Regions from separate parts of the Homo sapiens genome. Here region 1 is linked to region 2. Evidence: chromatin loops called from intact Hi-C (ENCODE). Cell type or tissue: GM12878. All regions are shown on one strand. Links, peaks and the distances in the headings refer to the core of each region. The heading gives the core; the rest is flanking DNA.

Region 1 (8,195 bases), core at 1,609-6,608, 250 kb after region 2:
TGGAACCTTCCTTAAGTATAACAGATAACAGGGCACCCAGTTGCTTTTTCCGTTTTAGCCGCTTCTTGGCTCTTGCAGGTTGCAGTTTTCTAGATTTTGCTTTGTCATTCTTTCTCTTGCCCCTTTCATTGTCCAGAAATCTGTTGAAAAAATTATATCCACTGATAATTACATCCCATACTCTTCATTTTTTAAACTTTTTATCTTTATTATTTATTATTGTAGTATGGTGTCTCTGAAAGATTGGAGAAGAATGTTTATAATCTTAAACCAGAAGCCTTGGGTATCACAGCATAATAATTAAGGTTTTATATTGTTTATGATTATTTGAGCCAAAGGCCTTTCTACCATTTATCAAAACAAAGTATTTTTGTAAACTTCAATATACATTAATTTTTTTCAGAAATGCAACACAAATATGAAAACAAATAAATATTATACTTCATTTTTTCCTGAACTTTACCAAGGGTTGTTCACCATTTCAAAATAACATTTACCTCTTGAGTTACCAGATAACAACCTAGTTGTATCAGTCTGCACTTTTAGCTCTTTTTTTTTTTTTTTTTTATGATTCTACATATATTTGCAAGTATCTGAGTTGATCATTTCTCTTCCAGGGTAGACATGCTGAGCATTTACATATTCAAATAAATATATAATTTTATTATATATTAATTCCTCTTAATTTCCTACTTTATATTACAGGTAGGACATTGTATTGATTTTGTCTAAATAAGCACCTGAACAGCTTACATAATTTTGAACTTTCAGAATAGTAAAGAGATGATAAAAACTGTTATTTAAAAATGAGCGCTTTGGTCTGATATGGTTGGGAACCAGTGTAAGAGGAAATATTTTATGGCTTTCAGTCTTGATAAGGAAAATAAGAATAAACTTCCACATATTGAAAAAAAATGGAACCCTAAAGACCGTTATTTCCATTGATGCTTTCTAAAAGCAATGATTAGGAAACAAATACCTTAGGGCAGTCATGGTGGCTCATGCCTAGAACCCCAGCACTTTGGGAGGCCAAGGTGGGTAGGCAGATTGCTTGAGCCCAGGAGTTCGAGACCAGCCTGGGCAACATGGTGAAACCCCTTCTCTCAAAAAGAAAAAGAAAAAAAAAATTAGCTGGGCAGTTGCACATGCCTGTAGTCCCAGCTACTCAGGAGGCTAAAGTGGGATGATCGTTTGAGCTCAGAAAGTCAAGTCTGCAGTGAGCCGTGATTATGCCACTGCATTCTAGCCTGGACAACAGAGCGAGATCCTGCCTCAAAAAAAAAAAAAAAAAAAAAAAAAAAGGAACCTTGAAGTTGTTCTGTATCCCTGCAGTCACATTCCATCTACCTGTTCTCTACTTGATGCTCTCCAATAGGGGTCAACAGACCTTTTCTGTAAAGGACCAGAGAGTAAACATTTTAGGTTTTGAGGGCTAGACCATTTCTGTTGGAACCACTTTAACTTTGGCATTTACAGCATGAATGTAGCTATACATAGTACATAAATGAATAACCATGGCTATGTTTCCATAAAACTTTTTTGAGAGGAATAGATCACAGGCTGGATTTGGCATATGGGCTATAGTTTGCCAAACCCTGGTCTTTGAGATTCTCAAACTTTCCAGTTTCACTGGGCGGCTCTCGTTAATGATGTTTTTATCCATTCCAATAGCAAAATCATTTAAACGTCTTAAAATTTTTGCATGCACTTTGATAGCGAAGCCATGGTATACATGACTTTAGAGGTATTAACATTTTGCTAATGGTTCCTTGTTCTTTATTTGGCTGTTTGTCATGACAGTGGATAAGCTTGGTTACTTTGTTCATAGAAAAAACACCACTGTTATTCTGTCACCATTCTTGGTGATGGTAAGATCCTTTACAAAAACTAGATGGAATAGAGATTCTTTCATTAAGAAGGAATGTAGAGAAGGCAGAAAATATCTATAATAAATTAACCTAAAATAATTAAAGGTCAAGGAAAAATAATTTATGAGTAATGATTGAAGTTGTGAATAGTAAAGGAAACGGAAAGTTTTTGAGGGCCTCATGAGTCATCACATATTTGAAGAATTGCCATGAAGAATTCTAAGGTTTAATGGTAGTATTTTTTTCAGCTTTGATAATTTGACGAAAAATCTTTTTTTAAATAAAATATTAGTGATTCATACATAAGGAACATCATGGTTTTAAGAATCAGTAGAGATTGAAGTCAGCCTACAATGTGAATTACTGGAATTTCTGACTTTAAAATATATGGATTTGAGAAACATCGATTTTGAGCTAAACTAGATAACATATTTATTTCTTAATGATATGCACAAATTTGTTAGGTATTGAAATAACCAATACAGTATTACCTTTCATTTCAGTTTTTAATGATACTAAAGCATGACTTTTTGGTAATTGTTTTAGTCAGACTTGGTAAGCACAAGATCTGACAGTGTTGACTAGTCTGATACTCACAGGATGCATTGTATAAATTCTTCATTCCTTGAAGCATGAGTACAGATGATGACTGTCATCTTTGCCCTTTGACAGGTGTTAGGTAATGTGTAAGATATTCCCTGAAGCCTTTTCCAGATTTTTCTTGGTGATTCAAGTTTAGAAATGTGGTTTGCTTAGAGCAGTGTTTTCAATGGGGGGTGATTTTTACCTCCCGTGGGACATTTGGCAATGTCTGGAGACATTTTTGCTTTTCCCAGTTGGGGGATGCTATTGGCATCTAGTGTGTAGAGAGGCCAGAGATGCTGCTATACCCCCTACAATGCATATCACAGTCTCCCACAGTAAAGACATGTTGGACCCAAAGTATTAATGCCAAGGGTCGAGAAATCCTGGCTTAGCGTAAAATTTGAGAACGAAGTCATCAGGATTCTTTAAATCCATACCTTCTTTTTTTTTTTTTTTTTTTTTTTTTTTTGAAGTGGAGTCTCGCGCTGTCGCCCAGGCTGGAGTACAGTGGCACGATCTCAACTCACTGCAAGCTCCGCCTCCTGGGTTCACGCCATCCTTCCGCCTCAGCCTCCCGAGTAGCTGGGCCTACAGGCGCCTGCCACTATGCCCAGCTAATTTTTTAAATTTTATTTTATTTTTATTTTTAGTAGAGACGGAGTTTCACCATGTTAGCCAGGATGGTCTCAATCTCCTGACCTCGTGATCCGTCCGCCTCGGCCTCCCAAAGTGCTGGGATTACAGGCGTGAGCCACCATGCCTGGCCTAAATCCATACCTTCTTAATTAGGAAAATAATGTTCATCAATGAGGCACTTCTAATACATTCCTTACAGAGATATTTAAAAGTGCAGCATTTCCCTATATATCTGGATCATAATGAAATGAGTGGTTGTTATTGTCTCTTCCCAGATCAGTCATCCATTTGTTTATCAAACTTTTAGCAAGCACTTGATGTGGGACTTAGGTTGACTGTACAAAATTGAATAAGAGATGGTCATCATCTAGATTAATGAATGGTAGGTAGATGGTAAAGATGACTGCGTTGTTGTTGTTCTCTATGATTTTGTAATGTTCTCTTACATGATAGCAACTCATTAGGTTTCTTTAGAGCGAGGGTAGGTTTGTCATGAAGTTTTGAAAGCTTTATTGGTGTTGGCAAGAGAATGGTGCAAGATAGTTGATTTATAGAATGTTTAGTTCTATTTTCTTGCTTAAACAATCCATAGACCAAAACTGTTGAGGGACCACTGGTAAGTGGTAGCCTCTTATAGGCAAAGGGATGCAGTAAAGGACTTTTGTAAGTTGTTTTTTAAAGTGTGAACATCATTGCTATGATCTGAATGTGTCCTCCAAAATTCATGTTGAAACCTCATCATTATTCTAACAATGTGTCATCAGAAAAAATTTTAATGAAATTAGCGTTAAAGTAAATTTAATGGCTATGGCATATTTGAATTTGTGGACGTATGTTTTGCAAAGACTCTGCTTCTGTCTTTATTTTTTGGAAACTAGGACATGGACTGTAGGCTTAGTTTCCAAATGTGGACTTTAAAATAATAGCTTTTTAAAATAAATGAAAATATTTTCAACATCTGATATTTTAAAAATATTTTACCACTAGTTCTGTTGAAATGATTTTCATTGTTGTTGTTTAAAACTAATTTTCTTCTTTGTGCTATTAAGTGGGAAAGTAAAACACCTATAAAGAGATCAATCTATTTTTACTGTGTAATGATCCCCCTAGTGGATATGAGATGCAGCTAGCTTCGATATTTGCATAAAGAAGCAGGTGATGGTGGGTGAGACTTTGTTACTTGTTTCTCACTTTCAGAAGTGTTGTACAAGATCAAAACTGTCTTTACTATTTTTAATAAAGGAACTCCAAGTGGTTAAATTACCTTTTTAGGAAGCCTTAATGAGGCAGAAAGTGGTAGAAGTGCATAATTCTTTAAACTTAGATAAAGATAAATATCTTAAACAAAAGTTGGTGCAACGCTTTTGTAGTTTTTCAAAACACTATTTAAAGAAAAGGATTTTTACCAATTATTTTGTGGTTTTCTCACTTAAATTGGCTAACAGTTTAAAAGTAGTCTATGTAACCTGATGCTACTATATATCTGATCTCCAGTTAGATTTGTTAAAGCAAGAATAGCAAGTGAAAGAAATTGATGACATGAAAATTGATTACTCTTTAAAGACATACTCTCAAAATAAGACATACAAGGTATCTATTTATAGTACCTAGATAATAAACTTTAGAAATAAAGATTCATTTGGATTTTGTAAAATGTTGTTAAAACATTAGGTCTGCAGGTTTCAAATATGCTACTATTCAGAACATTGGAAATAAGAGAAGCAGAATAAATACCTGTGATGTGGCAAAAACTTCAAATATTGCTAGCTACAAAGAGCTAGAAACCATCTTTAAGTAAAAATCATGTTAATGATGACTATATAATGAACCCAATATCAGTAGAACATCATATTGCCTAAGCAAACAGTGTTATTACTTTCACTTCATTGTACAATAAGTTGATGGTTTATGGAACTGGTTCTGTTCTGAGAAAGGTATCATTTGAATAGGAAAACAGCCTGTTTCTTCATAAAGGACTTAAACACTGGTAGAGGAGAGAACTCTGTTAATAAAATGCATTTTGCATATACAGTATATCAGAGTCATGTTTGAGAATTTTTCTGATATTATGAAAGGCCAGATAAAATATAAAACAAATGTCTATTCCACTTGTAAAGATAGGATTTCTGAATTTGTTAATAGGCTATAATTAATGTCATTTTAAACTTTTTCCTATTCTGTGTACTTATAAAGATACTTATAGAACAAATAATTAGAGAGTTAACTTGACAGAAGTCAACAATGTAGTGTGTGATAGACTAATCAATGATAAATCACATCATTCAGAAAAGAGAAGTTCTGTAAGTCTTGCTTAATTTATTGAAAATAAAGCTACATTTTTCAGTGATGAACATTTCTTGATGACAGTAATGATGATGCATGAATTAAATGAGGAGATAGGAAATAGGAATAAAAAAAGGATGGAAAAACTATAATTAACAAAAAACATCCACAAACAATAATTTATGTAAGTGAAATAGATTTCTGCAGAATAAAAATGGAACAAAGTGAACAATGGAAATTATTCGACAATTAGGGTGGATATAGCTTGGATCACTGAAACGGTGAAAGGCAAAAGATAATGTAATGCAACTTACACAGAGAAACAATGGAAATCTGTTCAAAAGCTCTTTTAAAAGACTTCCCCTTCACAAATATGTTGTCCTATTCTGCCTTTTCATTAGCAAGTTCTCTTTAATATTTCCAATTTACAAGATGCCTGAAGAAAATTAACATCTGACTTGATTTTAAAACTTTATTTGAAGCTCTGCCACACGTATTTGCAGCCTATACACTGTATGAATTTACTTAACCATTCACTTGGCTTTGCTTTTGAGTGGTCTGCTGGTCAAAATTGCCTGATATTTAAATGTTACCATAGTGATGAGTAGTGGACACTGTCATCTTTCTCGTTTTAATTAAGGAACAGATGCAGGTAAAGCTGATCTCTCAGTGACCCTCTTTAAGCCCGGCATCAACACATTGATTGTTTTCAATTCTTTTCTCTCCCCTGTAATCTTAGCTTTGTCCTTTCGTCATATCAAGGTCTTCATCCTCTTACGTTAAAGATGCAGGAACTCCTTTTAAACCCTTCCTTAGGGAGCTTTAGCTTAGAGAGAATAAAACACACTTCCACTAAACACCAATGAAACACTAAGGCTGTTTTTTGGGTTTTATGTTTGTTTGTTTGTTTGTTTCAAGAAGCCCTGGCTTTGTCCACTTTAAAATTAAGTAATGTGTAAGTGGCAGTTTGTTAAAATTCTGTATACCCTATAAAGACAAAAAGTATTTCTACTTCCACTTTTTTGAATGAAACAAATTCCCTTTCCCATTTAGTGTATTTATAAATGAGGTATATTCAGAAGGTCTAAATAGTGTTAGCAACTCAATCATTCTTCCTTGGACTATAATCTAAAACACACTAAGAATATAGAAAGTATTTATTAACTAATACATGCATGGTAAAAATAAGAAGAGAGTGGCTGCCCCAAAGATACTCACATTTTGGTTGTGTTTGAGGTGGATTGTAAGAGCTTGTTGTCATGAGGCATAACATACTCTGGGTAGAAGAAACAAAATTTGGTTGGAAGGATTAGAGAAGAGGATTATTAGGTATCCAGTAGTAACAGATTTAGGCACAGTGCCAGAGGAATAGTATAAATGATGAAATGCTTGTCCTAACTACTTTTCATTTGTTCCACTTAGGATTGTTAATTTTACCTCAATACTTCTAGGATTCTTCTTTACCTTACCTCAATTTTGTGACAATTTTGGCTCATTTGATTTTTGTATTGATTTCATTGATGTTGGAAACCAGCTAATCAAATTTATAATCTCTTTTAGGGTATTTCTCATCCTTTGGAATCTTAAATGAGTTCTAATATGCTTCTATTTATTATTATTATTATTATTATTATTATTATTATTATTATTATTATTATTTGAGACGAGTCTCACTCTGTTGCCCAGGCTGGAGTGCAGTGGCACGATCTCGGCTCACTGCAACCTCCGCCTCCTGGGCTCAAGCAATTCCCCCACCACAGCCTCCCGAATACCTGGGATTAGAGGCACTCACCACCATACCCAGGTAAGTTTTGTATTTTTAATAGAGACGGGGGTTTCACCATGTTAGCCAGGCTGGTCTCGAACTGCTGACCTCAGGTGATCCGCCTGCGTCGACCTCCCGAAGTCCTGGGATTACAGACATGAGTCACCACGCCTGGCTTCTCTTATTATTTTTAACCATTTGACGTTTTTGTTTTTATAATCCTTAGAAGATACATTTCACATGAATTATTTTACGTTTCCCGTTGCTTCATTTCTCTAGATGTCATGTATAGTTTTGAATATTTCCCCAATAGAATAATGTTTTGTAAGTATCCACAGTCCCATTTGTTTACATAGTTTTTCAGCAATGACTTGAGGAAGATTCTTCTTGTTTGTAATCAACCTTATTGATTAAATATTTTGCCCATTTTGATTGGGTTGTTTAATTATTGACTTGTTAGGACTTGGTGTGTTGGGCTAATTTTTTTTTTTTTTTCTAATTACCAGTTTGTGTGATACACGCATTGCAAATATAGTCTCTCATTCCTTGACTTGTCTTTTCATTTTGTAACATTGCCTTTTAAAATGCAAATGATTTTAGTTTATATAAAATCCAACCTATCAATTTTTTCTTTTATAGTTTCTGTTTTTTATATCATGTCTGAGACATCTTTGACTATCCCAAGGGCAAAGGTTTGCTACTGTATTTCCTTCAACACGTTTGTAAGGAAGATATTCTAAAGTATTAGGGGAAAAGAATGAAATAATTTCCTAACTTGTGAAAACAGTCAGGGAGGAATGATTCTTACATTGTTTATGATGATACCAAAGCTTCTTTCTGTACTTTTTGGCTCTGAAAAAAACTTATTCTGAATGCTTTCCCTATCAGAAAATTACCATTAATTCTCCTGCTCTGACTATGGTAACATAAAATGACTCGGAAACTGGAATAATTACTTTAGAGTTGAGGTGATATTGCATATAGTTTATGTGCAAGTTGAAGTTTATCAACTACATATGTTATGTAATTGTATTATATTTCACAATATATTTAGTTAC
Region 2 (8,195 bases), core at 1,423-6,422:
GTTTGGAGGAAAAGTGAATTTCTCACTTATGTAAAGAATAAAGAACAAATTTATTCGTGTATATATATATATATATATATATATATATATATGAAAAAATGTTAAGTTGTTCAGTTTTGGCTGACACAAATCAATGGATATTTTTAAGGGTGTAGGTTAAGGCAAGAAGATTATGTCATTCTTGTAGTCCTTTCTAAGGACAGAAGATAGAGCATCAAAATACTGTAAGAAAAATCCAAACCATATTTTTCTTATGTGATGTCCAATTTGGCTGTGTAGGTGTGAGTTTCAGATAAGACGAAATGCATTTACAGATGTGAATTGTAAAAACATTTCCTATTATTAATTTTAAGGGCTTTTAAGGAGCAGAATGAGTTTCATTGAGAACCCCAAAGCATAGATTAGTAAAGACAATTGCCCCTCTGAATAGGACATGAGCTAAGGAGTGAACAGAGGGAGAAAATTCACATACATGTTTTGAGTTTCACTTTAGGACTCTTGAAAGCTTCGGTCACTGATTGGGATTTTTCTCTAACTGGGAGTCAAAGAGACAAAGCATCTAATCTAAATAATCTTTCTCAGGTTTTCTAAAAATGCCTGCCGACGAAAACATGTCAGACAACTGATCCAATAGGGCCTGAAGGTTTTCTGTTTGTTTGTTTTAAATCCATTCTTTCCTGGGAAGGAAATAAAAGAAAGCTTGAGGTTGGTGACAGATTTGGGCTCTTGCCACATTCCCACCTCACCTTCATGGACATTTCTCTACTTCAGAGGAAGTTAATATTTTCCAGAGATGTTCCATAGGTATTCTAAATCATACTACAGACACCTGCTCCTATATATGGGTATGTTGTTCACCTAAGATGAATCAGACTTTTTTTTTTTTTCATGTGCTTCCTTTAAAAATCCTCATTAATCTCAGTCTGTAGAATTTAGGGGGAAAGTTGGGTTAAACAGTTGACACTGTTTAATGTAAATGATTTATGATTATTCCTTATGTATACACAATAGGCACTTTATAAATTAGATTGTCCTAGGAGTAACATGATACATAAATGTTATTGCTATAAATTCTACACTTGGCTATATATTTTGTATCATGTAACCAGTGGGCTTATAAATGCTGACTATTTCAACCTGCTCTTTCTACTCAATATTGTAAATGGTGACTTAGGTAAGCCTAACTGAGATGTATACAGAGGCAATCAAATTGCAAAAGAACAGGGCATGCTGGCACCGCTCCAGCATGGCTTCTGGCTGTGTTCCAGAAGTGATGGCAGAAAGAAGAGACAGAGGGGAAGGCGAAACTATTAAATATATGTAGCCAAAAAATGAATCTAAATTATTACTAATTTTTTTTTGCTCAGTAAAACCAAGAGTCTGGTGAGAGAGAAAAGGGGAAAAAGCAGCGCAAACAGGAAAAAAGCATGAGTAAAACCAACTTATCAAAATTTAGTAGATGTTATTTCACAGGTGAATTTTCATTATTTAAATAACAGTAAGGATAAAGTTAGTAGCTCTATAATTATAAATGTTTTAATATCAATAAATATTTCATATATTTTTATATAGTGTGTAATAGGAATAATATTTGATTACATGTTTTTACGTATCTGTGAATGATGAATTTGAGGAATTGGGTCTTGCAAATCACTTAATTCTACTGGTGGATCAAGACACTTTATTATATGTATAATGCTGTTATGCTAATAGCCCTCCTTTTTTTTTTTTTTTTTTCACTGTGGTTTCTTAGCCCACTGTGATTTTCTTTCTGAGATCCTATAGAATTTGAGAGAAAAATCCCTGAATAAAATATCTAGCTAATTATTAAATATCAAACTCATCTAAAGTATTGAGTTAGAGGGGAAAGGGTAGCACGCCTATAACTGACCAGCCAGGTTAATATTAGTTTCCTGGTGTCGACTCCTTACCTGATCACAGAGTCCTGTCATCAGGGCTGATTTGAGTTGTACTATGCACTAATTTGTGTAAGGGAGAACTGGGCTGTGAAGAATTCTATTTTGTTTATAGTGTCTATTCTGATAGTGATTTTATCGTCCATTTTATAGGCTGAGTGTTCCAGTTGATTCCCTCTCCCCACGCCCTCTTAAGTATTAATGTCTACACAATTGATCTGGTTACCCGTGAAGTCAGTCCAAATAGGCTGTTACGGTGACTGAAAATACAAGACCAGTAATTTTAAAACCTAGAGGTTACTGTCTTGCACAAAAGGACTAAATCTTAGCAGGAAATCCCCAAGTGAAAAGATGATGGGACTGAATTCAGCACTCTGTATGTGTGACTTGTAATAACAAACATTATTTTTTTGGCTGTGATATTGAAGGAAATATCCAAATGTGCCCCTTATGACTTCTGTAACGTACTTTTAATTGTCATACTCTGGAGCTATCCTGGTGCATGCATGGGAAAGAATATACATATGCACATATCTCTATATTTGTAGGCACTGTAGTCAAAACACTTATTTGCCTAGCTGACTTAGCTGCATAGTTGACTTACCCACCCACCATCAAACCCTCTAGAGGAAATAGGACAGAAAGGTCACACAGAAGCAGTAAAGCCAATGATCTCTTATAAAACAGTTATTTAGGTTCTCAGTGGCACTGTTCATCTTCTGGAAGGGAGATCACTCCAGTCTCTGCCCATCCCTGTGTCATCAGCGTAGCTCTGGACTCTTGGAGTAGAAGAAGAAAGCCTATTCTACCTTGTTGCTGCTGTACACTCAGGTAAGCCTGAACTGAAATCCCAGAGAGACTGCTGTACCAGACAGGCTAGACTATGGGGAGATTCTAGTGCTGATGGAGGTCTTTACAGGGCTCAGTTTGTCCTGTCAATTTTAACCATCGTTTAAAATTCCACTTTTTCTTATAGGGGTTTAAATTTAAATGCAAGACCTGTATATTTATGCACATGTGCGTGTGCGCACGTGCATGCGCACACACACATGCGCACACACACACACACACACACAAAACCTGAAAAAGCCTCATCACTGTTGGTTCACTGTTTGTTTCAGTGCAGAATACTTAGAGTACCTGTCATTTACTGAGGACTTTCTTTGTGCCAGGAATTGTTCTTGGGCTTTGCTTGTATTATATAATTTAAGCCTCCTACAGTACCCCATGAAACAGGTAGTATTATTATACCCACTTTTTCAGCTGAGGAAATGGAGACAGAGAAATTGAATAACTTGCCATGGTTCAATAGCTAGTAAGAGGTGGGGCGGGATTCACACCCAGGCAGAGTAATCTCAGGGCTCGAGCATACATTTTTCTAGGTTGATTTATAAGCAACATGCAGTGTTTCATGTATGAGAAGAATGCACTGGGGCCATCACTGAGCAAGAAATGGGATCTGCATTGTTTTTGTTGTTGTAATGGTCATGTAATTTCCTCTCTCAGGCCATGGTGTGACCAATGGCAAACTTTTTTTTGAGAGAGCCAGTCAAAACTGCATGGAATATTCTATGGCCACAGAAGAGAAAGGAATGTGCTGGTCGATACGAGGAGCTGACCTAAGACCTTGCTTTCACTGTAACCACAGTAAACAAGCGAGTTAATGAACCATAGATGTTTAGTGTGTCATCAGCGTCTTTCAATTTTGTCATCCTGGGTAGCTACCATCAAGAAGGACGGAGTGCCCTCTATGAATATGTATTTAGTACTAGATATAGCAATTTATTCTTTTGAAGAGCACTTTATCATTTTGGTTTTGATAAATGTATAAACAATAATCAGTAGTTAGGGGTTTCAGGCGAAAATGGATGCCATTATTAGTGATTTAACAAGTTTTCCTGTGAATTCCATGTGTATCACTCAGTCTGGATCTTGCGACCCAGGGATACATATATCCAGTTTTTAGAACAGCTCACTTTAAAAGCCTCTTGCGCTATGAACCACTAAGATCTCAGAACTACAGTAGTTACTAATTTCCACACTTTCAATATGTAAAATGAAGTACTCAGACAAAAAACCTCGAGGCTGCATAGGTCAGAATATTTGCTTAAACTAATAATAAGATTAGCTTTTTTAGTTCTAGCTCTCCTTTTCCTATCTATTTGCCTTGCTAACAAGGCCTTACTCCTGTTCAGTTACCTAGTGCCATGATCCCTCTACTTTTTGGACTTTTTATGATAATTTGAGCTGATTTTCCTAGTTGACATAAAGAATTTCCATGAGAATAATAAAACATAAGGACTATTCATCAAATAAGAATGATGAAAACACGAAATTTCACCCAAACTGGGCAAAAGTGCATCTCACTGCACAGAATTCCATAACATTTTGAAATTTGGTCTTTACAGATATTTTTCTCTGCCTGAAACATGTGTGCTGGTTCTATTTATATAAGGGAATAGTGACATCCTGTGTGTAGCTAGACTAATTGCCTCTGTAATTAACCTATTTGAGGAGGAAGTTACACAGAAATAAAATATCACTGAGTACTGAAAGAGGCAATTTTGTTTTAAAGCAAACTTCTAAGTAACTTTACCAAAGGCTGTGGATAACAAAAAGATTCTGTCTCCTTCCCTTATTTTATTCAGCTTCTCCCTTCCCTCCGTCCCTGCCATCCTTTTTCTTTTCTTCCTTTTCTTTCTCTATACAATTCCACTAATCCTCTTCATTTTCTCCCTATGACCTTTATTCCCCATATTATAAGCTAAAAATCTAGTTGTTGTGAGTGAAGATTCTATTTTTAAATCCAGAATTGGGGAATGATGTAAGTGTGGTGAAAAGAGACAGCTTTTTTGTTTTCAAGGCTATTCAAATGTCTTTGCAGGTCAAGAGTAGGTAGGGTATGTCTAGAATCATTTGGATGTCTTAGAAGCTGATGACAAAAAATCTTAGCCTTCTTCCTTATCCCTTGATAAAATATGTATTAATTAAATTTAGAAAAGAGCACGAGAGCATGCAAAAGCAGGGTTTCTGTTGACTTCTTAAAACCAGCAGAAATTATTGGAATGCAATATGTTGCAATAGAAAGAGTACAGTTTTTGGAGTCTGAATTATTCAGATCTCTTCCCAAAAGTATGGCTAAGGGGGAGCAAGAAGAACAACTTCTTCCTCCATGCCCATTTTCTTTAGTGCCCCTTGTAAACATTTCAAAAGGTATTATGTTGCCAAGACATTTGAGAGAACAGTGGGAGAAAGCAAGAGCAAGATGCCTGTAGATAAATTAGTCAAAATTATCCTGTGGTGTGTGTCCTAACTCATCCATCAGATAACGGCAAGACCGGAGCATCAAGGCCCTCACCCAGCCTTAACTTCATGAGTAATCCTCTGCACCATAATCAAAATGATATTTTGAATCAGATCGCTTAAGACTTCTTTCATGGGATAATGTGATATAGTTTTCAACTCAGGTAACTAAGTTTGTATTTTGCACATTATACTGACTTGAAAAAGCTCAATTTAAAGTTGTCCCTACTACCAAGAAGAATTTCCTTTTGAAATATATGAGAATTTCAAGCCAAAGCAAACGTAGTCACTGCATTATGTACTGATAAGCATGGAATAGTTGGAGTAGAAATGTTTCTGGGGTTCAAAGCATGGTGGACTTGGATTCCTCAATTTCCAGGATACAATTTTGATGCCTCACTTTCTTTATCTGAGAAGTGGGGATAGATATATACCTCCTTTCTAAGGTAAACGTGAGACTTTAGTGAAGAAGCATGTATGTAATACTATCCAGAGTGTCTATAAATAAATGCTTAATAAATAGTAGCAAATATTATTTTAGATAATGTTTGACGAAGCAAAATGATTTAGATAGCAAATAGTTGAATGTAAAGGTAATTAACTTTATCTGGTTTAACTGTTCTTCAAGTGGATTTGATTAATGACCTATGCTTGCCATTTATTGCTTTGTAATCCTTGCTGTAGTAACCTTCCACTTTTATTGATAATGTTTATTAGCAACAACTAAATTACCATTCTTGGAAGACAGTGAAAGGACAATTTTTTTTTTTTTTGAGATGGAGTCTCGCTCTGTTGCCCAGGCTGGAGTGCAGTGGCGCGATCTTGGCTCACTGCAAGCTCCACCTCTTGGGTTCACACCATTCTTCTGCCTCAGCCTCCCGAGTAGCTGGGACCATTGGCGCCGAAAGGACAATTTTTTTTGGCAGTTAAGTATTATTTCTTGGGAAAGATACAAAACAAAGAGGAGAAAGGAACACTTCAGAGAATTTTCCTGTGCATCACCTTTGTGATTAATACTGTAATCACTAATGATTATTGGATTGCAAAGAAGGCTTCTTATTGGTAAAAGGAAATCCTCAATTTTATATAAAAATAGTCATTCGATCCTGGCTATGTTTTAGCAATTTTGCTAATTAAATGTAGTATCTATAATTATTGAGGTGTCCCACATTTTTACACAAACCTCCCATCTGTTTTATTGGTGATTTTCAATAAGATAGTAAGAAACTCAGAAAACCATCCTGTAGAGAATCAGATTCAGTTGCTTCTTATTATCACAAAATAGTTCACTCATCCATTCAACAAATATTTATTGGATGCCCGTTACGTGCCACACACTGTGCCAGTCTTGAAAATATGGTAATGAACAAAGTAGACAAGGCATGGATTTTATAGGCAGACAAAGGAGGTAGGTAACCCAAAACAAGGGATTGTAATAAAGTATGTAAGTCTTAAAATATAGAAAATTTGTTTGGTGTTTTGGCTAAACTGAGGCATACAATTTCAATAGGCTTTCTTTTTTCTTCTTTCTTTTTTTTTTTTTTGAGATGGAGTCTCGCTCTGTCACCCAGGCTGGAGTGCAGTCGCACAATCTACCCTCACTGCAACCTCCGCCTCCCAGGTTCAAGCAATTCTCTTGTCACCCTCCAGAGTAGCTGGGATTACAGGCCCACGCCACCACGCCCAGCTAAGATTTTGTGTTTTAGTAGAAATGGAGTTTCACCGTGTTGCCCAGGATGGTCATGAACTCCTGAGCTCAGGCAATCCACCCGCCTCGGCCTCCCAAAGTGCTAGGATTACAGGTGTGAGCCACCGAGCCTGGCTGAGGCGTACAGTTTCAATTGTGGTTGGTGGGGTAGGTAGTCTTATCTCCTTTTAATTTCTGTAGCATTTTCCCTGTGCTTCCGTTGGAACCTCCTGCTTTGCATTCTAATTCCTTGTGATGATGGCGTCTTCATCACTGCAGGATTCTGAGGAGGCAGGCAGGATACATGCGTGATTCTCCTTCCCATCTTTGCACAGAACCTATACTCGTGCACTGCATCTGGTAGGCACTAAATAAATGCTGTTGAAGGCATGCAGCAAGGAAGAGGTCCTAAAGTCTTGTTTCTCTTGTCTTAAAAAAATTTCTTAAATATTTCACCTCGAAATTTCTCCTCCTTCATGTTAATGGCGGTACAGGAAGATAAATAACCCAATGAAAGTCATTATTTCTCCCCACCATGCCCCACTTATCTATTAGTCTCTCAAAATGTAATCCACACCAAACTTCTCTGGAAGAAATTATTATTTGTAAGACATTCAAAGTTTGCTCTATAGAAGTCTGACTTTATTTGCCATGTGCAAATAAGAATGAAAGAAGCATCTATTATTCATGGTACACATTGGGGTGTCATGATCAGCCTTTTTTCTCTGCCACTGGATCTGTCAAAAGGGTTAATGTTTGGGATGGTCAGTATCTAGTTTTAAAAAGTCAAAACTCTTCATTGGTTAATAGAAAGATATAACATGTAACCGATGGTTTAGTATTCATTTGCCATTACTTAAGTCCAAGTAATTGGAAATCCTACAAAATAAAATTACATTCAGAGGTTTTTTTAAAAATGGGAAAATAATCAGCTTTTACAGAAAACACCAATTTGTTGATGAAAATTCAGTATTAAGGAAAGATTTGGGTGAAAAGAATGAAGTCCTTGCATATTCTTCTGGTAGGAACTGAGGTGCGCTGAGACTGAGAGGCCTGTGCATGGTGTTGCCTGCGAGCTGGGGTGTAATTTAGTGAGCTGACAGGAGGAGTGAAGTATCTCCTCAATATCTGTGTTTGGCAGAAGAGATGAATGCATACATCAGGAAACAATGTTTAAGTGTTTTATTTCGTTATTTCAGCCTGTCAAACTGTCAGTGTAGTTAATGGCCACCAAGAGAGAAAGAGAGAGAGAGGAAGGAGGAGGAACAGAGAGAAACAAAGGTGCTATG

What was found. Peaks named below come from ENCODE experiments on the same cell type or tissue, not always from the same donor. Only the 100,000 strongest peaks of a DNase experiment are listed, where the experiment ranks them.
Region 1: a loop joins it to region 2, with 2.0 times the contacts of the local background. A loop is called at or near these places in 1 of 110 quality-filtered maps.

The regions. Positions count from the first base shown.
Region 1 is chr12:24,105,628-24,113,822 of GRCh38, reverse strand. It overlaps a transcript of SOX5 not described here. Among named protein-coding and RNA genes, the nearest start is that of MIR920, 100 kb to the left of the region's middle. In GM12878, for the core only: a CTCF peak has its summit at 4,208; a DNase peak (open chromatin) is centred at 4,272.
Region 2 is chr12:24,356,409-24,364,603 of GRCh38, reverse strand. It overlaps a transcript of SOX5 not described here. Among named protein-coding and RNA genes, the nearest start is that of SOX5-AS1, 140 kb to the right of the region's middle. In GM12878, for the core only: no CTCF peak of the experiment used is centred there; a DNase peak (open chromatin) is centred at 3,583.